Linked DNA regions of Homo sapiens: region 1 is linked to region 2. A link is a loop called in an ENCODE intact Hi-C map of the cell type or tissue named here. Cell type or tissue: IMR-90. All regions are shown on one strand. Each heading gives the region's core, and the rest is flanking DNA. Links, peaks and the distances in the headings are about the cores only.

Region 1 (10,268 bases), core at 902-8,901, 65 kb before region 2:
TGCTTGAACCCGGCAGTCGGAGGTTGCAGTGAGCCAAGATCGCCATTGAACTCCAGCCTGGTGACAGAACAAGACTCATCTCAAAAAAAAAAAAAAAAAAAAAGAAATGTCAACCAGGTGTGGTGGCTCACGCCTGTAATCCTAGCACTTTGGGAGGCCGAGGCAGGCGGATCATGAGGTCAGATGATCAAGACCATCCTGGCTAACAGAGTGAAACCCCATCTCTACTAAAAATACGAAAAAAAAAGTTAGCCAGGCATGGTGGCACGTGCCTCTAGTCCCAGCTACTCGGAAGGCTGAGACAGAAGAATCGCTTGAACCCAGGAGGCGGAGGTTGCAGTAGCCGAGATCGTGCCGCTGCACTCTAGCCTGGACAGAGCGAGACTCCGTCTCAAAAAAAAAAAAGAAAAAAAGAAATGTCACAGAGGGCTTCACAGACAGATAAATGGAGATAAACTAGGAAAATGATAGTGAGATATGGAGGAACAGACAGGATCATGTACGTCTTCTATAAACAGCATAATGTGCAATTGATTGTAGCACAAAGTAGAGTTAAGTAGAGAAGATGAGGAGAGTATTCAAAGATAAAATATTAAATAATTTTTCCAGAGTAAACAAATGAATTATTAAATTCAGGAAGCCAAACAATCCCCATTGTGGATGTGTAAAACATAAATTTTATTTGTTTTGGATGTGCAAAACACTTATTTTGGCTGCTTTTTAGAATTTCTCTGGCTTGGTGGCTGTTTCACTAAGATGTGTTTAAGTTTGAAACACCACCAAAGACGGAGAATCTCTAAAAAGCAGCCAAGCCGGCCTGGGGCTCACGCCTGTAATCCCAGCACTTTGAGAGGCCAAGGCGGGCAGATTGCCTGAGCTCAGGAGTTTGAGATCAGCCTGGGAAACAGGGTGAAACCCCGTCTCTACTAAAATACAAAAAACTAGCCGGGCGTGGCAGCGTGCGCCTATAGTCCCAGCTCCTTGAGAGGCTGAGGCAGGAGAATTGCTTGAACCCGGGAGGCAGAGGTTACAGTGAGCCAAAATCATGCCATTACACTCCAGCCTGGGCAACAGAGTGAGACTCCATCTCAAAAAAATAAGGCAGCCAAAATAAACTGTATCATTATGATGGAACACTTAGTAGAATGACAACAGACTGCTCAACAATTGTAAGTGAAAGTATAACACAATAGACTAATATTTGTGAAGTATCGAAAAAATGTAACTGCCAATAGAGGGCTGCAGGTGCTTTGGAAATATCTTTCAAATAGAATAAAATGAGTTGGGCGCCGTGGCTCACACCCATAATCCCAGCACTTTGGGAGGCCGAGGCGGGCGATCACCTGAGGTCCAGAGTTTGAGACCAGCCTGGCCAACACGGCAAAACCTCATCTCTACTAAAAATACAAAAATTAGCCGGGCATGGTGGTGTGCACCTGTAATCCCAGCTACTCGGGAGGCTGAGGCAGAATCGCTTGAACCGGGAAGGTGGAGGTTGCAGTGAGCCAAGATCATGCCACTGCACTCCAGCCTTAGAGAGAGAGTGAGACTCTGTCCCAAAAAAAAAAAAAAAAAAAAAAAAAAAAAAAAAGAATAAAATGAAAAAAAATACTTTTGTTTTTTGCTTCTGGAAATGGAAAGAATGGCATAACGGGTTATTCTTTTTTGTGTATATTTTTTTTTTTTTGAGATGGAGTCTCACTCTATTGCCCAAGCTGGAGCGCAGTGGTGCGATCTCAGCTCACTGCAACCTCTGCCTCCCGGGTTCAAGCGATTCTCCTGCCTCAGCCTCCTGAGTAGCTGGACTACAGGCGCATGCCACCATGCCCAAATAATTTTTGTATTATTAGTAGAGGCAGGGTTTCACCATGTTGGCCAGGCTAGTCTCGAACTCCTGACTTCGTGATCTGCTCACATCAGCCTCCCAAAGTGCTGGCATAACAGGTGTGAGCCACCGCGCCCAGCCCTAACAGGTTATTCTTACAGGCTTATTAGTACTATTTGATAACCACACATATAAATTAGATACATATACTTTTATATATAAAGTCCTTATTACAATTTACTATAACCACCATAAGCCAAAGATAATACCTTGGGGTGAGGAAAGATGTTGCTCTTGCAGCTTCTCTTGAGAGAGGAGTCCCAAGTAGCTGAGAACAACATACTTTGTTTCATAGTGAAATCCCAGAGGCACAGTAGAAGAGGACGCCATTGAATTGGCTGGTGAGGCTCCAAAAAGGTCTACTTATGGATGTGTAAAACCTAAGAACAAAAAAGTAATTTTTTCAGTTTAAAGTTTATTACATGCCACTTTAACAGTTGTTTCACACCAAAATGTCTTGTGCAACTCTTTTGAGGTAGAGTCTTGCTCTTGTCGCTCAGGCAGGAGTGCAGTGGCGCAATCTCAGCTCACCACAACCTCTGCCTCCTGGGTTCAAGCCACTGCACTCCAGCCTGGCGACAGAGCAAGACTCCCTCTCAAAGAAAAAAAAAAAAAAGTACTGCACATACAATTACATGCAGTACATAATACTTGATAATACTAGATGACTTACTGGTTTATGTATTTACTACACTTTTTATTGTTAGAGTATACTCCTGCTTATTTAAAAAAAAAAAAAAAGTGAACTGTAAAGCCTCAGGGCAGGTGGTCCTCCAGGAGGGATTCCAGAAGGCATTGTTACTGGAAATGTCAACTCCATGGGTGTTACTGCCTCTGAAGACTGTCCAGTGGGACAAGATGTGGAGGTAGAAGACAGTGATATTAATAATCCTGACTCTGTGTAGGCCTGGGCTAATGAGTCTGTTTGTGTCTTAGTTTTTAGGAAAACAGTTTAAAAGGAAAAGGAAAAAAAAAAGAAAATTTAAAAACAGAAAAAAGCTTATAAAATAAGGATACAGGCAATGCATGGTGGCTCACGCATGTAATCCCAGAACTTTAGAAGGCCGAGGTGGGAGGACTGCTTGAGTCCAGCAGTTCAAGACCAGCCTGGGCAATATAGCAAGACTCCATCTCTACAAAAAAATTTAAAACATTAGCTGGGCGTGGTAGGGCCTGCCTATGGTCCCAGTTACTCAGGAAGCTGAGGCGGGAGGATTGCTTGAGCCCAGGAGGTCAAGACTGCAGTGAGTTATAATTGCACCACTGCACACCAGCCTGGGAAACAGGGCAAGACCCTGTCTTAAAAAAAGAGAAGACAGGCCAGGTGCGGTGGCTCACACCTGTAATCCTAGCACTTTGGGAGGCCGAGGCGGGCGGATCACGAGGTCAGGAGATCGAGACCATCCTGGCTAACAGAGTGAAACCCCGTCTCTACTAAAAATACAAAAAAAATTAGCCGGGCGTGATGGCGGGCACCTGTAGTCCCAGCTACTCGGGAGGCTGAGGCAGGAGAATGGCATAAACCCGGAAGGCGGAGTTTACAATGAGCCGAGATCACGCCACTGCACTCCAGCCTGGGCGACAGAGCGAGACTCCATCTCAAAAAAAAACAGAAGAAAAAAAAAGAGAGAAGACAAAAAGCTAGGTGTGCTGGCTCATACCCATAATCCCAGCACTTTGGGAGGCGGAGGCAGAGGCAGGTTGATTGCTTGAAACCGGCCTGACAACATGGTAACATGGTAAAACCTTGTCTCTAAATAAATGTTAAAAATTAGCCAGGCATCTGGTGCACACCTATAATGCCAGCTACTCAGAAGCTGAGATGGGATAACTGCTTGAGCCCAGGAGGTAGAGGCTGCAGTGAGCCATGATCACGCCACTGCACTCCAGCCTGGGTGACAGAGCAAGACCCTGTCTCAATAACAAAAACAAAAAGAAATAGAAGATAAAGTTTTCTGATAATTTTTTTGTGTTCATTCAACACACATTTATTAAGCTGCAAGGTACTCTATAGGCATTAGACATGAAGACAAACATGATAAATCACCAGACCTCAGGAGTTTTCATAGGAAACCAAAAATACTTATAACAAAAATACAGACTGGAAAAAGAGGCAATGTCGGCAAAATTTAACATCTGTGATAAGCAAACTAAGATAAATATCCTAGAATGATAAACAATTTTTAAAAATAGAAAAAGAATTTCAAATATACAAAATAAAATGGCTATAGATATAAGTGGTTGGCACAGTGGCTCATGCTTATAATTCCAACACTTTGGAAGGACAAGGGAGGAGGATCACTTGACACCAGGAATTCAAGACCAGACTGGACAACACAGTGAGACCCTGTCTCTACAAAAAATGAAATTAGCCCTGGGTGTGGTGGCATGCGCCTGTAGTCCTAGTTACTTGGGAGGCTGATAAGGCAGGAGGATCACTTGAGCCCAGGAGCTTGAGGTTACAAGGAGCTATGATCACATACCAATGCACTGCAGCCTGAGTGACAAAGCAAGACCCTGTCTCAAAAAAAAAAAAAAAAAAAAAATCATACTGGAGGTGGTAAGGAAGACAGACTGAAGAGTAGACGCAAGGAGACAAGTTACGAGAATATGGAAAAACCTCAGCAAGAGATGTAAGAAGGCATGAACTAGCATAGGAACAGAACACTGAAAAGGGAAGGATGGATAGGAAAAAGGTTAGGAATTCAAAGATCTATTGGTTAACTCAATGAGAGAGTGACCCAGGAAGCTGTAAGGTAAGTGGTATTACTCCTATTTCTTAAATCAGATAATATAGGAAGAGTCGGTTTTGGGAAGGATAAGGAAATCACTTTAGGGTATACAGACAGTCCCCGACTTAACGACAGTTTGGCTTACAATTTTTTCACTTTATGATGGCAGTGCAAACAGAATATGCATTCAGTAGAAACTGAACTTCAAGTATCCATACGACCACTCTGTTTTTTCTCTTTTTTTTGAGACTGAGTCTCACTCTGTCCCCCAGGCTGGAGTGCAGTGGCGCGATCTCGGCTCACTGCAAGCTCCGCCTCCTGGGTTCACGCCATTCTCCTGCCTCAGCCTCCCGAGTAGCTGGGACTACAGGTGCCCGCCACCACGCCCGGCTAATTTTTTGTATTTTTTAGTAGAGACAGGGTTTCACCGTGTTAGCCAGGATGGTCTCGATCTCCTGACCTCGTGATTCACCCACCTCGGCCTCCCAAAGTGCTGGGATTACAGGCTTGAGCCACCGCGCCTGGCCTCACTCTGTTTTTTCACTTTCAATATGGTATTCAAGAAATCTGATGGCCGGGCACGATGGCTCATGTCTGTAACTCCACACTTTTGGAGGCTGAGGCGGGTGGATTACCTGAGGCCAGGAGTTCAAGATCAGCCTGGCCAACATGGCAAAACCCCATCTCTACTAAAAATACAAAAATTAGCCAGTCATGGTGACATGCACCTGTAGTCCCAGCTACTTGGGAGGCTGAGACAGGAGAATTGCTTGAACCCAGGAGGAAGAGGTTGAAATGAGCCGAGATCACACCACTGCACTCCAGCTTGGGCAACAAGAACAAGACTCAGTCTCAAAAAAAAGAAATTTGATAAGATAGTCAACACTTTACATAAAATAGTTGTTATATTTCATGATTTTACACAACTGCAGGCTAATGTGTTTTAAGCACACTTAAATGTGCTTAATGTGTGGCTGGGAACAGTGGTTCACATCTGTAATCCTAGCACTTTGGGAGGTCAAGGCAGAGGGATCACTTGAGCTTAGGAGTTTGAGACAAGCCTGGGCAACATGGCGAAATCCCATTTCTACAAAAAATTTAAAAAAAATTTTTTGCTTAATGTGTTTTAAGCACAGGCTAAGCTATGTTTGGTAGGTGTATTAAATGCATTTTCAACATATGATATTTTCCACCTATGATGAGTTTCTCAGAATGTAACCCCACCATAAGTTGAGGAGCATCTGCACTGAATTTTCAAGTACCTACAGGTCATCCAGGTAGTGATACAGAACAAGCAGTTGGATATAAAGGTCTTTAAGAAGTCAGGGGTGGTGGCTCACACCTGTAATCCCAGCATTTTGGGAGGCCAAGGCAGGTGGATCACGCAATCAGGAAATCCAGACCATCCTGGCTAGCACAGTGAAGCCCTGTCTCTACTAAAAACAGAAAAAATTAGCCGGGCGTGGTGGCAGGCGCCTGTAGTCCCAGCTGCTCAGGAGGCTGAGGCAGGAGAATCACTTGAACCCGGGAGGCGGAGCTTGCAGTGAGCCGAGATCGCGCCACTGCACTCCAGCCTGGGCGACAGAGTGAGACTCCGTCTCAAAAAAAAGTCTTTAAGAAAGGTCTAGGCTGGACGCAGTGGCTCACGCCTGTAATCCCAGCACTTTGGGGAGCCTGAGGCAGGTAGATCATATGAGGTCAGGAGTTCGAGACCAGCCTGGCCAACATGGTGAAAACCCGTCTCTACTAAAAATACAAAAATTAGCCGGGCACAGTGGCAGGCACCTGTAATCCCAGCTACTCGGGAGGCGGAGGCAGGAAAATCAATTGAACCTGGGAGGCGGAGCTTGCAGTAAGCTGAGATCGGTCATTGCACTCCAGCCTGGGCAACAGAGTAAGACTCCGTCTCAAATAAATAAATAAATAAATAAATAAATAAATAGGTCTAGGCTGGAGATACAAAATTCTAAGTATTCTGTATAAGTCAATCAAATTACCTAAGAAGACTGAATGGCCCAGCGCCATGGCTCACGCCTATAATCCTAGCACTTTGGGAGGCCAAGGCGGGTAGATCACGAGGTCAGGAGTTCAAGACCATCCTGGCCAACATGGTGAAACCCTGTCTCTACTAAAAATACAAAAATTAGCTGGGCATGGTAGCGCATGCCTGTAATCCCAGCTACTCGGAAGACTGAGGCAGGAGAATTGCTTGAACCGGGACTTGGGAGGCAGAGGTTGCAGTGAGCCGAGATCGCGCCACTGCACTCCAGCCTGAGTTACAGAGCAAGACTCCGTCTCAAAAAAAAAAAAAAAAAAAAGGAGTGAATGGACGACGAGGTGCGGTGGCTCACACCTGTAATCCCAACACTTTGGGAAGCAGAGGCAAGAGGACTGCTTGAGGCCAGGGGTTCAAGATAGCCTGAAAGAAAATAAAATTAACTGGGCATGGTGGCACATGCCTGTAGTCCCAGTTACTTGGGAGGCCGAGATGGGAGGATAGCTTGAGCCCAGGAAGTTGAGGCTGCAGTGAGCCTGGACTGCACCACTGCACTCCAGCCTGGGTGACAGAGCAAGATCCTATCTTTTAAAAAAAACCAATGTGAATGAACAGTGATTTTCAATGGGAGGGGTGTGTCAAAATGTCAGAGGGACTATAGTTTGTAAAAGAATATTCAATATACTTTCAGACTTGGAAAAGGAAAATCACCTATTATTTTTAGACTACAGACTATAGAAGGTAAGGCTCAGTAAATTTTCAGTCTTCTTTGCAGCAGTGATTCTCAGTGCTGGGACAAGAAGGAAAAATAACGTGCCTCCCACCGCCAATGCCACCAGAATAGGAGCCACAGAAATTTTTATTTACCTTATTTTTAATAAAGGAGACATAGGCTACAAAACATGTTCAAAAATACTGGTATAATCTTAAAAAGAACACATTAGAATCCACTAACATTTAAGGGGTAGTCAAAAGATGAGAAGCTGGAAGAGGAACCCTTTCAGTCCAGATTGAAACAGAAAGGTAGAAAGAAAACCAGGAAAGACTGTAATCACAGAAGTCAGGGAGGCACTTCAATAAGAAGGCAGTGAACAACTGTGTCAAACGTAGTAACATGTCAAGAAGAATGAAAATAAGAAGAGTCAGCCGGGCGCAGTGGCTCATGCCTGTAATCCCAGCACTTTGGGAGGCTGAGACGGGCAGATCACCTGAGGTCAGGAGTTCGAGACCAGCCTGGCCAACATGGTGAAACCCCATCTCTTCAAAACTATGAAAATTAGCTGGGCATGATGGCAGGCGCCTGTAATCCCAGCTACTCAGGAGGCTGAGGCAGGAGAATCGCTCAGAGCAGGGAGGCGGAGGCTGCAGTGGGCCAAGATTACGCATTGCACTCCAACTTGGACGACAGAGCAAAGCTCCATCTCAAAAAAAAAAAAAAAAAAGAAAAGAAAAAAAAGAGGGGAGAATAGATAAAATTAATAACAATCTAAGCTTTTGGAAGTCTCTTCAGCGGCCAGGCACAGTGGCTCACGCCTGTAATCCCAGCACTTTGGGAGGCCGAGGCGGGTGCATCACCTAAGGTCAGGAGTTTAAGACCAGCCTGGCCAACATGGTGAAACCCGGTCTCTACTAAAAATACAAAAATTAGCCAGACATGGTGGCAGGTGCCTGTAATCCCAGCTACTCAGGAGGCTGAGGCAGGAGAATCACTTGAACCCGGGAGGCAGAGGTTGCAGTGAGCCAAGATCGTGCCACTGCCCTACAGCCTGGGCGACAGAGCAAGACTTCGTCTCAAAAAAAAAAGTCTCTTTAGCAACAACCCTCTTTTGCTAGAAAATAAAAAAGTCTCAGTATTTCTTTGGTAGCAGGAAGAAGAAAGTATTTACATTTTGAATAAATGCTTTAAATTAAAAAATTGGCCCGGCGTGATGGCTCACGCCTGTAATCCCAACACTTTGGGAGGCCGAGGCAGGCGGATCACCTGAGGTCAGGAGTTCCAGACCAGCCTGGGCAACCTGGTGAAACCCCGTCCCTACTAAAATACAAAAATTAGCCAGGCATGGTGGCGTGCGCCTATAATACCAGCCACTCCGGAGGCTGAGGCAAGAGAATTGATTGAGCCTGGGAGGCAGAAGTTGCAGTGAGCCGAAATCATACCTGCACTCCAGCCTGCGTGACAGAGCTAGACTCCGTCTCCCAAAAAAAAAAAAAATTGAGCCGGGCACAAGTTCATGCCCATAATCCCAACAATGTGGGGGGCTGAGGCAGGAAGCAAGCTTGACCCCAGGAGATTGAGGCTGCAGTGAGCCTGTGATAATACCACTGCACTCCAGCCTGAGCGACAGGGTAACACCCTGCCTCTAATTAAAAGAAAAAAAAATTGATATTCTCTAATTTGTTGTATTCAAATTTGTTGTATTTATCAAGAATCCACATCACTGAAGTCGTTTGCCAACCCAAAAGCCAGAGACAAACTACAAATCACTAAGTTTCCAAATTTGATTTTTAGCCTAATGTTCCTCAAATTTTCTTATAAAACCTGATTGTGTAATTATAAATGCAATCTTAATCATGAATTTCATCATCTTCCACCTTTAACTCTAGTATATATGCTAAAGCCCATATATCTATATATTTGGTGAAGGATTATATTTATTCATTTAAATCTAGTATACAGTTTTCAGACTTTAAATGCATATTTGTTATTCTGGTTATAAACATAACAGACCTACAGTATAAAACAGCCATGCAACTTTTTTTTTTAATTTTTAAATTTTTTGTAGCGATGGAGTCTCACTATGTTGCCCCAGCTGGTGTCAAACTCCAGGCCCCAAGTGATCCTCCAACCTTGGCGTCCCAAATTGCTGGGATTACAAGCGTGAGCCACCATATCTGGCCCCAACTTCTAATTTAGCTTGAGCTTCCAGTTGTGTAGCAATGCAGCAGCTCCTTCAGGACTATGGTTAAATGGGGAAAAGTCAGATCCCAAGAACACTATTATGTAACTAGCACATTTATATTAAATTATAGGACAAAGGTATTGATAACAGGCCAAGTGTAAACTCCACAGCACTACTACAGGGTTATGTCTCTAAGCACAAAATGGGAGAGGACACCCACTTCCTTTGCAACATTCTGCAGTGTCTAATAAGTATATTGCACAATGAACTTTTGCATTTCTTTTTTTTTTTTTGAGACAGAGTCTCTGTCGCCAGGAGTGCAGTGGCATGACCTCGGCTCACTGCAACCTTCGCCTCCTGGGTTCAAGCGATTCTCCTACCTCAGCCTCCCAAGCAGCTCGGACTACAGGGGTGTGCCACCAAGCCCGGATAATTTTTTGTATTTTTTAGTAGAGACGGGGGTTTCACCGTGTTAGCCAGGATGGTCTCGATCTCCTTATCTCCCGATCCGCCCACCTTGGCCTCCCAAAGTGCTAGGATTACAGGCGTGAGCCACTGCGCCCGGAGGGACTTTGGCATTTCTAATAAACATCATATATAAATTACATCTTCGTGACATCTGTTTCTAAAGCATTTTTCTATGTGTTGTCACAGTAATCCTCTATACTTGAATGAAAATTTTATAGATGGAGAAACAAGAACAATTTATTTGCCTAAAATCATACAGCTAGGTAACAGCACAACCACTTAATTGG
Region 2 (10,268 bases), core at 205-8,204:
CTTCCTGGGTCTCCACTCTCCGTCTGGCCTAAAGGTGATGTATTTGGTGTTTGGCCCTGCAGTCCCCACTCTTGAGGCTTAAGGCGCATGTGGCACACCACTCCTTCCAGCAGTAGTCGCTTTACTGTTACCTGTTTAGGCCTAGAAGTTTTCCCTCATCTGTAAATGTGATTTAAAATCTAAGCCATGAATATGCTTTATTTATTAAAAGAGTTATGCGGATTTAATGTGATTTCTAGTGTAAGGCACTACAAATTTAGGTTTTGACAGAGTCAAATTCTTACTGAGGCACCTAGAAAAGAAGTATTTTCCCAATCCCCGTGGCACTTGATGGTGACAGCTGTCAGCACCTGGACCCGTTAACCCTCTGGGGGTCCCCTGGGCTGTTGCCCGTTGTTCCCAGCCCATCACCAGGAGCATTCTTTCCACCCTTGCAATCTTCCACACACCCCACATGGCTCTTCAGCGTGACGTGCACAACTTTATTGAGGAAATAGTTTTATTAGTGTTGCCCGAATGAGAAAAACCAAGTTGTTTGTTTTTTCTTTTTCTTTTTTTTTTGAGACGGAGTCTCGCTCTGTTGCCCAGGCTGGGGTGCAGTGGTGCCATCTCGGCTCACTGCAAGCTCCGCCTCCCGGGTTCGTGCCATTCTCCTGCCTCAGCTTCCGGAGTAGCCGGGACTACAGGCGCCCGCCACCACGCCTGGCTAATTTTTTGTATTTTTTGGTAGAGACGGGGTTTCACCGTGTTAGCCAGGATGGTCTCGATCTCCTGACCTCGGATCCGCCTGCCTCGGCCTCCCAAAGTGCTGGGATTACAGGCGTAAGCCACGGCGCCAGACCCAAAAAACCGAGTTATTTTGGAGCAGGTCACTGTGTGCTGGAACCAGATCCTTTCACAGAGGCCCTGTTCTTCCTTCCCTGTCCCATGTTTTATTTTTCCGTAGGTGACGACTAAGAGCTGCCCAGGGCCTTGCAGCTAGTACATGGTGGAGCTGGGACTTGAACTGAGGTCTGTCTCCAGGGCCCATACTCAAATGCAGTTCTCATAACAGAGAGTGAGGCCCCCAGGGCTGACCATGTTAGCACCATCCTCTTCCTTGTTAGCCCAGGTTTCACAGTAGATGGGACTATTGTAAACACCAGCTCCTGCAGCAGGTGCTGATTTTCTTAGGACTTGGCCCTGCTGCTGTGACATTATCTCTCCTGTAGCAGCCTTTGGGGGAGGAATCGAGGTGCGTGAGGAGGGCTCTCACAGCAAACTCAGCTCCTCAAGACGATTCACTTATGAAGGGATAGAATCAAGGCTTAAAACCCAGTGTCACTAACAAGCAGATATTTCCCTATGGCTGTGTTCCTCCACCCCCACAAGTAACAGTTTGAAGAGTGACGGGGGTCTGCTTCTATGCCCTTTTTAATGTTTGGTTTTGAAATGGACGTAGAAAAGTAGATGGTGATAGCATTCACTGCAGCCTATCTGCTGTACCCACTGATGAACAGATGAGATTTTAGCCATTCACCTTTATTTCAGAGTGTTCCTTGGTTACAGGGAGGGGTGTGCAAGACCCTGGGCTCTGGGGGAGGGGCTGAGCTGCCCAGTCAGAGCCGGCCTCAGCCCCCTCAGCCATCCAGGGATTCGAAAGGGTGCTTGGTCTCAAACTAGGTGCTGACTCTGAGGGCTTTCACGGTCCCTTGAACTTCTGATCCTCCTTTTCCTCAAAATCAGTGCTAGGACTCATAAGTTATGGAGTCCAAGATTAACAATGCTAAATCCTCAAGCTGACTGAAGAATGCCGAGTTTGACTGTGAAATAGAAATGTTAAAATACAGAAACAACCCTTCTATTGTGACTACCTGTTAAGGTCCTGCAATTAATACAACGAAAGTACCATTTTTGTTGAAAAGTAGGTGGTTAGGGGCTTCCAAAAGCCCCTGGTAGCTGTGCCCACAAAGGAAAACGAGTGTAGACACGAAGGGGAAGAAGGCTGTGCTCAACTTGTTAGAATATAGGGCTGTTTCTCCCGAGATTGAGGTAGCACTACAACGCAGAGGACCAGGCAGGCCAGAGTGGCCCCACCTGCCCTTGCCCCCTCTAGGCTAAGTGAAACAGCTAGAGAGAGGGCGGCAAGCGCAGGGACTTGACCTCCAGCTCTGTCTAGTCAAAACACTTTAAGATGCGCTCTCCAATCCCAATAAAATAGACCCCTTGAGCAATCCCAAAGAGAGGTGCTATGACCAGTGCCCGGCAGCCAGCGCCTTTCATGAAGGCAGATGGTCCCTCCTGAATCCAGAGTTTCCTGGGGAGAAAGAAGAGCCAGTGAGCTGATGGGCAGGGGCATTCTGCAAGCAGCCCTCAGTGGCAGCCTCTCCATTTGTGCACCTCTCATTTTAGAATAGTGCCTTCCACAACAAGAGCAAGAGGCCAACGGTGTGGGAGCTGTGCCTCGCCCGCTAGGTGCATGCAGGTTGGTTACTTATGCAGTTGGGTCAAGGCCTTGGAAACAGGCTTGATGTGGCTAGAATCTTTGGTGAGAGATGCTGTAGGGATGCCAGGAAGAAGAAAAAGGCTCCCAGTACATTCTGTTTTCTTTGAGAGGTGAGGGAAAGACAGACTTCAAAGAAACCCAGAGCCCAGCAATTCAAGTTGGTCTCTAAATCTGGTCTAGGCAGACACCCACGCAGAGGAACCTGTCCCAGCCACCATTTGAGGGGACACTGGCTCTCACCTGGCACAGTCGGTGATCCCACTGTACATGTCCTCGCCCAGGCCTTTCTTGAGGGTTTGGATTCGAGTTTTCAGAACTAAATCAAGTAAAAGTTAAAGTAAGTAGTGAACAGCTTACTTTCGGTGTCCTCCCCTCAACACTAAGGGGCTGGGCCCTCCTGTAGAGCCACCACATATAAAACTGACTCATAGGCCGGGCGCAGTGGCTCACGCCTGTAATCCCAGCACTTTGGGAGGCTGAGGTGGGCAGATCACAAGGTCAGGAGTTTGAGACCAGCCTGGCCAACATAGTGAAACCCCATCTCTACTAAAAATACAAAAATGAGCCGGGCGTGGCGCGTTCCTGTAGTCCCAGCTACTCATGAGGCTGGGGCAGGAGAATCGCTTGAACCAGGGAGGTGGAGCTTGCAGTGAGCCGAGATTGTACCACTGCACTCCAGCCTGGGCAACAGAGCAAGACTCCATCTCAAAAACAAAAAAAGAAAAAAAAAAACGGTCATGAGGCCAGTTCTGCCATTGTGTGATCTGTAAGTGGAGGTCTTCTTCTTTGGGCCTCAGCTATAAAATAAATGAGTCATGTTACTGTGGCTTTGTTTGGTTTTGTTGAGACAGGGTCTCGCTCTGTTGCCCAGGCTGGAGTGCAGTGGCACAATCAGCTCACTGCAGCCTCAACCATCTGGGCTCAAGTGATCTTGCCACCTCAGCCTCCCGAGTAGCTGGGACTACAGGCACGCACCACCACACCCAGCTAATGTTTTCATTTTTTTTTTTTAGAGACAGGGTCTCACTTTGTTGCCCAGGCTGGTCTCAAATTCCTGGGCTCCTGTCTCGGTCTCCCAAAGTTTCGGGATTACAGGCGTGAGCCGCCGCACCTGGCCAGGTTACTGTTGGTATAGGAAGTCTACCCGCAAGTTTAGGGAGCTGGAGGCAGCCCTAACACGGAGGGAAGCATTGTCTTCTCATGCCAGGTTTAGCTCCCACCATTAGCCGCAAATTTTATGTATTTATTTACTTTTTGAGATGAAGTCTTGTGCTGTCGCCCAGGCTGGAGTGCAGTGGTGTGGTCTTGGCTCACTGCAACCTCCACCTCCTGGGTTCAAATGATTCTCCTACCTCAGCCTCCCAAGTAGCTGGGACTACAGGCATCCGCCACCACACTCTGCTAATTTTTTTTGCATTTTTAGTAGAGACGGGGTTTCACCATGTTGGCCAGGATGGTCTGAAACTCCTGACCTCAGGTGATCCAAAAGTGCTGGGCTCCCAAAGTGCTGGGATTGCAAGCGTGAGCCACCACACCCAGCCAGCCCCAAATTTTAACACATCAGCAATAATTTATAGCTGGGGCTCACAACTCTTCTGAGGGGATGAAAAGCTAAAGCAATCAGCATCTTGAAGGCGAGGGATGTGTCAGGGATGAGAAACAGAAGGAAGGTCTCTTGGGACCCACTTTCTCCATGAGGGCCTCTAGTGAGCCTCCGCCAGCAGCCAGATTGCAACCCAGTATGGCTTCCAGGGTCAGGCTGTTTTATCTATAAGTGCAAAATTACTGTTTATCCCATAGAAAGGACACGTCTCCCAACTCCTTACCATCTAGAGGCGTCACTGCGACCGCAGCTATGGAACCTGCCACACAGCCTGACACGAAGGAATGTGCAAAGGACGCCTTACCGGCGAGCTCGTTGAACCCCAGGTTGTTAAGGTTGGCAAACAGTGGGAAGTAGATGATGGAGAAAGGAATGTCTCTGCAGAAGAGGAAGGAGAAACACTGAGCTCCGAGCTGCCCTGGGGCTGCCACCCAAGGTGAGACAATGAGCTTTGCTGTGAGCTGTGGGGCTTACAGTGAGAGGAGCCACGGGGACTCATCCCTTCTTTTGTGCCCCGTGAGCGTGGGTGAGGGACAGCAGGGGACAAAAGAGCTGTTGCCATCTGTTCCGCCGTCCCAGCTCCTTCCTCTGCCCTGCAGCACCTGCAGCCTCTTGACTGCCAGAGGCAAGTCCGAGGCGGGAAATGCGTTCTGTACAGGGGCAGGCAGGCTAAGGGAAGATGAGGGGCCTGGCCACTCATTACTATGAACTCTGCGGTCCTCTGTAGACAGGGCTTTCTTAGGTGCCTTTGGGCCACAAAACACCCAGCCTTCCTGTGGGCCTGGTCATCACTATGCAAGCGGCCTAAAACTTTAGTCTTCTAGGTACCCATTCTGTGCCACCCTGGCCAGTTCCAGACAAAACAGGAAGCATGGAAATCGTTTGCTCACCTGGGTTTGGATATTCTGGGAAGGACACAGAGGCAGATAGGGACAACCAGCTCTCTGGCCCTCGTGCCCTCCCCCGTGCACTTGTCCTAGGGAACCGGAAGAAAGGCTCACCTGAGGAGAGTGGCACCCAGGCCCCTGTAGAGCCCAGCCAGGCCCTGAGTGCGGAGCAGCTCCCAGGCAATGAGGGTGGCAGAGGGGCGCCTGTGGGTGGAAGCCGAACCAGTTGTGTAGGACCTGGAGGTGGAGGGTGCTGAGGCCGAGCCCTGATGATGGACGGCTGGAAGGGAAAGGACAGACATCAGTACCTGGTCCCCAACAGATGCTACGAAACACTCCTGAGTGTGGCTCTCAATCCCTGCCCCTGGGACAGTTCAGAGGCCAGGCTGACACCTCAGCTGGCATCCAGAAGAATGTCCTAATTTTAGAATGTTAATTTTTGGCTCTGAGGACGTCTTCCTAAGGTCTACAGTATCTCAGGAGCTATCCCAATGCTGAGAACACTTCCCAAGAGCACAGCCACAGCCTGGCCCGCTTGCTTCTCCGCCACGTTCCTTAGGGCTCCATTCCTTACCCTCCCATTAAAACTGGTTTTGATCTGGCTTCCATTTCTAAACCATTTCTCAGCCTATGTAGGTCATTTTTATTTTTAGTTATTTTATTTATTTTTTTGCAGTGGTGCGATCTCGGCTCACTGCAACCTCTGCCTCCTGGGTTCAAGTGATTCTCCTGCCTCAGCCTCCCTAGTAGCTGGGGTTATAGGCACATGCACCACACCTGGCTGATTTTTGTATTTTTAGTAGAGATGGTGTTTCACCATGTTGGTCAGGCTGGTCTCAAAACTCCTGACCTCAGGTGATCCACCTGCCTTGGCCTCCCAAAGTGCTGGGATTACAGGCATGTGCCACCATACCTGGCTGATTTTTGTATTTTTAGTAGAGAAGGTGTCTTACCATGTTGGTCAGGCTGGTCTCAAACTCCTGACCTCAGGTGATCCACCTGCCTTGGCCTCCCAAAGTGCTGGGATTACAGGCATGTGCCACCATACCTGGCTGATTTTTGTATTTTTAGTAGAGAAGGTGTCTTACCATGTTGGTCAGGCTGGTCTCAAACTCCTGACCTCAGGTGATCCACCTGCCTCCCAAAGTGCTGGGATTACAGGCGTGAGCCACCGCACCCAGCCTAGGTGATTTCTAGACACAAAAAGAATTTGTGGCTTTCCACCATTAGGCAGAACATACATGAAATTCCCGTGTCCTAAAATGCTAATAGGATGGAATGGTCTCCCTCAGGCTTCCAGGTCACCTCCTCCTGCTCGTCCTCCAAGATAAGGTGAGCAGGTCCTTCCCACTCTTCCCTATTTGGTAGAATTTGATTCTTTAAATCATTCAGAGCCTATCATTTGATAAGTTCAATATTACTCATTAGAATGGAGTTATACCACATTTAAAATGTTGTGAGGTGGCCGGGCACGGTGGCTCACACCTGTAATCCCAGTACTTAGGGAGGCCAAGGCAGGCGTATCACCTGAGGTCGGGAGTTCAAGACCAGCCTGACCAACATGGAGAAACCTTGTCTCTACTAAAAATACAAAAAAAAATTAGCTGGACGTGGTAGTGCATGCTTGTAATCCCAGCTACTCAGGAGGCTGAGGCAGGAGAATCACTTGAACCTGGGAGGCAGAGGTTGTAGTGAGCCAAGACAGTGCCATTGGACTCCAGCCTGGGCAACAGAGTGAAACTCTGCCTCAAAAAAAAAAAAAAAATAATAATAATAATAATAAAATAAATAATAATAAAATAAAATGTTGTGAGCCCCATTAATAACCATGGGATTTGTGACACTGAAATTCTGTATTTCTTTTCCTAAATCTCAGTGTCTGAGAAGCTTTGCTTAGATTATAAGTCCTTGCCAAAAGGAAGCTATTCCCAATGTCATGTCCCAGATTTGATTGGTATCCAGCAGGAAAATATTTCATACTAGGAATCTAGTTATCCGCACATTTTCTTTCTGTTTTTTTTTTCTCGAGATGGAGTCTCGCTCTGTCACCTAGGCTGGAGTGCAATGGTGCGATCTCCGCTCGCTGCAACCTCTGCCTCCCGGGTTCAAGTGATTCTCCTGCCTCAGCCTCCCGAGTAGCTGAGATTACAGGCATGTACCACCACGCCCGGCTAATTTTGTATTTTTAGTAGAGATGGGGTTTCGCCATGTTTGCCAGGCTGGTTTCGAACTACTGACCTCAGGTAATCTGCCTGCCTCAGCCTCCCAAAGTGCTGGGATTACAGGCATGAGCCACTACGCCCAGCTGCTTTTTTTTTTACTGGAGACTAGTTCTTGCTATGTTGCCCAGGCTGGGCTCAAACTCTGGATCCTCCTGCCTCAGCCTCCTGAGTAGCTGAGATTACAGGAGTGTACCACGCTGAACCAACACCACTCCATCATTCTGAGAGGACCAGGATTTAGGAAAGGGCCAAATTTCTCTTCCAAGAAAAAAACAAAAGAATGGGAATGATTCTCTTCTCCCTTTTTATGCCTTTCTACCAAAAGCCAGCTTCTATAGCATAAAATACTGACTGGAGGTTTCAGTGAGCCAGTCATTGGCATTTCTTTTTTTTTTTTTTTTTTTTTTTTTTTGAGATGAATTCTCGCTTTTGTCCTCCAGGCTGGAGTGCAAATGGCGTGATCTCAGCTCACTGCAACCTCTGCCTCCTGTGTTCAAGCGATTCTCCTGCCTCAGCCTCCCGAGTAGCTGAGATTATAGGCACACACCACCACGCCTGGCTAATTTTTGTATTTTTAGTAGAGACGGGGTTTCACTGTGTTGGCCAGGCTGGTCTTGAACCCCTGACCTCAGGTGATCCGCCTGCCTCGGCCTCCCAAAGTGCTGGGATTACAGGCGTGAGCCACCACGCTGGGCGGCATTTCTTTCTTTCTTTCTTTCTTTCTCTCTCTCTCTCTCTCTCTCTCTCCTTCCTTCCTTCCTTCCTTCCTTCTTTCTTTCTTTCTTTCTTTCTTTTCTTTTTGAGATGGAGTCTTGCTCTGTCTCCCAGGCTGGAGTGCAGTGGCGCAAGCTCCACTCACTGCAAGCTCTGCCTTCCAGGTTCACGCCATTCTCCTGCCTCAGCCTCCCGGATAGCTGAGACTACAGGTGCCCGCCACCACGCCCAGCTAATTTTTTGTATTTTTAGTAAAGATGGGGTTTCACCGTGTTAGCCAGGATGGTCTCAATCTTCTGACCTCATAATCCGCCCGCCTCGGCCTCCCAAAGTGCTGGGATTACAGGCGTGAGCCACGGCACCCAGCTGGCATTTCTTAAAATCTTTAGGAGATCAAGTCTAATTGTGAAGAAAATGTGACAGAAGCCTTAAGTATTTTCTGACCCTCTGAATCAACATTCTCATTTCTGCTATTTGTTCTAGAGCTGGCAGCATTGATGAAATGGGTAACCATAAATGAAGACTTTTTTTTTTTTGAGACAGAGTCTCACTCTGTTGCCCAGGCTGGAGTGCAGTGGTGCAATCTCAGCTCACAGCAACCTCTGCCTCCCAGGCTCAAGTGATTCTCCTGCCTCAGCCTCCCGAGTAGCTGGGATTATAGGCATGCACCACCACGCCCGGCTAATTTTTGTATCTTTAGAAGAGATGGGGTTTTACCATGTTGGGCAGGCTGGTCTCGAACTCCTGACCTCAAATGATCCACCTGCCTCGGCCTCCCAAAGTGCTGGGATTACAGGCATGAGCCACCATGCCTGGCCAAAAACTTCTACCTGCTTGGAAAGTTGACTGGTCACACAGCCTAGCAAATGAGGTTGGGATGTGGGATGTGCCTGGTTCCAATCCCAGCCCTTTACTGTTCCCATAGGAGGTGGGGACAGGCCTCACCCAGGCGTCCAGCATCCTGCAGCTGAATCTTGAGCATTTCCATGGGACAGGTCACCACGACCTGGCACATCCCAGCCCCACACCCGGCAAGCATCTCCATCTTCAGGTTCCGCTGCATCCTATGGGAACAGGCGTCAGGCTCCTTCAGCCGCAGGCCACAGGCCTGCCCTGGTGCAGCTGCCCTCTTGTGAGAGGGGGACTTTCCCTGGATGGCACCCGTGGCTGCCACTCACCCAGCTGGTCAAGTCATCAGCTAGCCCTTAGGTGTGGTCTCTGTACGGACAGGGGACTAAGTTTAAAACAAAGCCTGCTAGGGAGGTAGCACCGCATGGAAGCTGAAAACAGTGACAGAGAAAACTACCCAGACCAGGCGTTGTCCTTGATCCCTTCAGGAACATCACTGGGCAATGTGAGGCACAGAGAGAGCTAGAAAGTGTTTGGGGGCTGATTTGTTTTTCCTGAGACGAGGTCTCGCTCTGTGACCCACGCCGAAGTGCAGTGGAGCCAACATGGCTCACTGCAACCTCGACCGCCTGGGCCCAAGCGATCCTCCTTCCTCAACCTCCTAAAGTGCTGGGATTACAGGCATGAGCCACTGCAGCCAGCTTGGTGGCTGATTTTTAAAAATTTATTGGCTAGTTGATGGATTTGTCTGTATATGCTATATGTTCTCTATATTATCTGTCACACTTCCAAAGTATACCAGCTCATTCTCTCCCTTCACTCTCCAGCAGCCCAAACACACACCAGCCCTCAGCCATGTGTGCACATATTTATATGCATGCAGGCAGGTATACTGAGGCACATTTGAAATCTTCTTCCTGCCATCTCTCCCAAAAAACACACAGTGAAGGATCCAACCCCACCCCACCTGGCCATACCCATCTTCCATGAGCAGCCGCCGGAAAAAGTCGTTGGCCGCCAGCTTGATGGCCTTCTCTGGAGTGACCAGAGTGAGGTTCACTGCAGCCCCTGGAAGTGAAGGACAAGATGGGGAGTCAAGGCCATCCCAGAAATAACAGTGCCCCAGGTCTGCCCTTCAGCCCTAGCCAGGCCAGTCCCTGAGTGAAGGGCATTTTTGGGGCCAGGTGGGGCTCCTGAGCCTAATTCACTGAAATAACTTTCCATTCCCACTCCCTACCACATTCTCCTTTTTTTTTAGATGGAGTCTCGCTCTGTCGCCCAGGCTGGAGTGCAGTGGCGCGATCTCGGCGCACTGAAAGCTCCGCCTCCCGGGTTCGCGCCATTCTCCTGCCTCGGCCTCCCTAGTAGCTGGGACTACAGGCGCCCGCCACCACGCCCGGCTAAATTTTTTTTGTATTTTTTAGTAGAGACGGGGTTTCACCGTGTTAGCCAGGATGGTCTCGATCTCCTGACCTCGTGATCCGCCCGCCTCGGCCTCCCAAAGTGCT

Evidence for each region. A loop is a pair of places that touch in the nucleus more often than their neighbours do. Peaks named below come from ENCODE experiments on the same cell type or tissue, not always from the same donor. Only the 100,000 strongest peaks of a DNase experiment are listed, where the experiment ranks them.
Region 1: a loop joins it to region 2, with 4 times the contacts of the local background. A loop is called at or near these places in 2 of 110 quality-filtered maps.

The regions. Positions count from the first base shown.
Region 1 is chr22:17,647,659-17,657,926 of GRCh38, reverse strand. It overlaps BCL2L13 (BCL2 like 13), which reads right to left. Exons shown (of 7, transcript NM_015367.4): 2 at 2,095-2,265. The coding sequence starts at 2,215. Among named protein-coding and RNA genes, the nearest start is that of BCL2L13, 14 kb to the right of the region's middle. In IMR-90, for the core only: no CTCF peak of the experiment used is centred there; no DNase peak of the experiment used is centred there.
Region 2 is chr22:17,582,123-17,592,390 of GRCh38, reverse strand. It overlaps SLC25A18 (solute carrier family 25 member 18), which reads right to left. Exons shown (of 11, transcript NM_031481.3): 6 at 9,738-9,828; 7 at 8,857-8,975; 8 at 5,090-5,255; 9 at 4,312-4,466; 10 at 2,726-2,801; 11 at 1,396-2,296. The coding sequence ends at 2,155. ATP6V1E1 (ATPase H+ transporting V1 subunit E1) reads left to right here. Exons shown (of 9, transcript NM_001696.4): 9 at 1-255. It overlaps LOC101929372 (a long non-coding RNA gene), which reads left to right and starts at 3,199. Exons shown (of 4, transcript NR_171783.1): 1 at 3,199-4,524; 2 at 7,005-7,126. In IMR-90, for the core only: no CTCF peak of the experiment used is centred there; no DNase peak of the experiment used is centred there.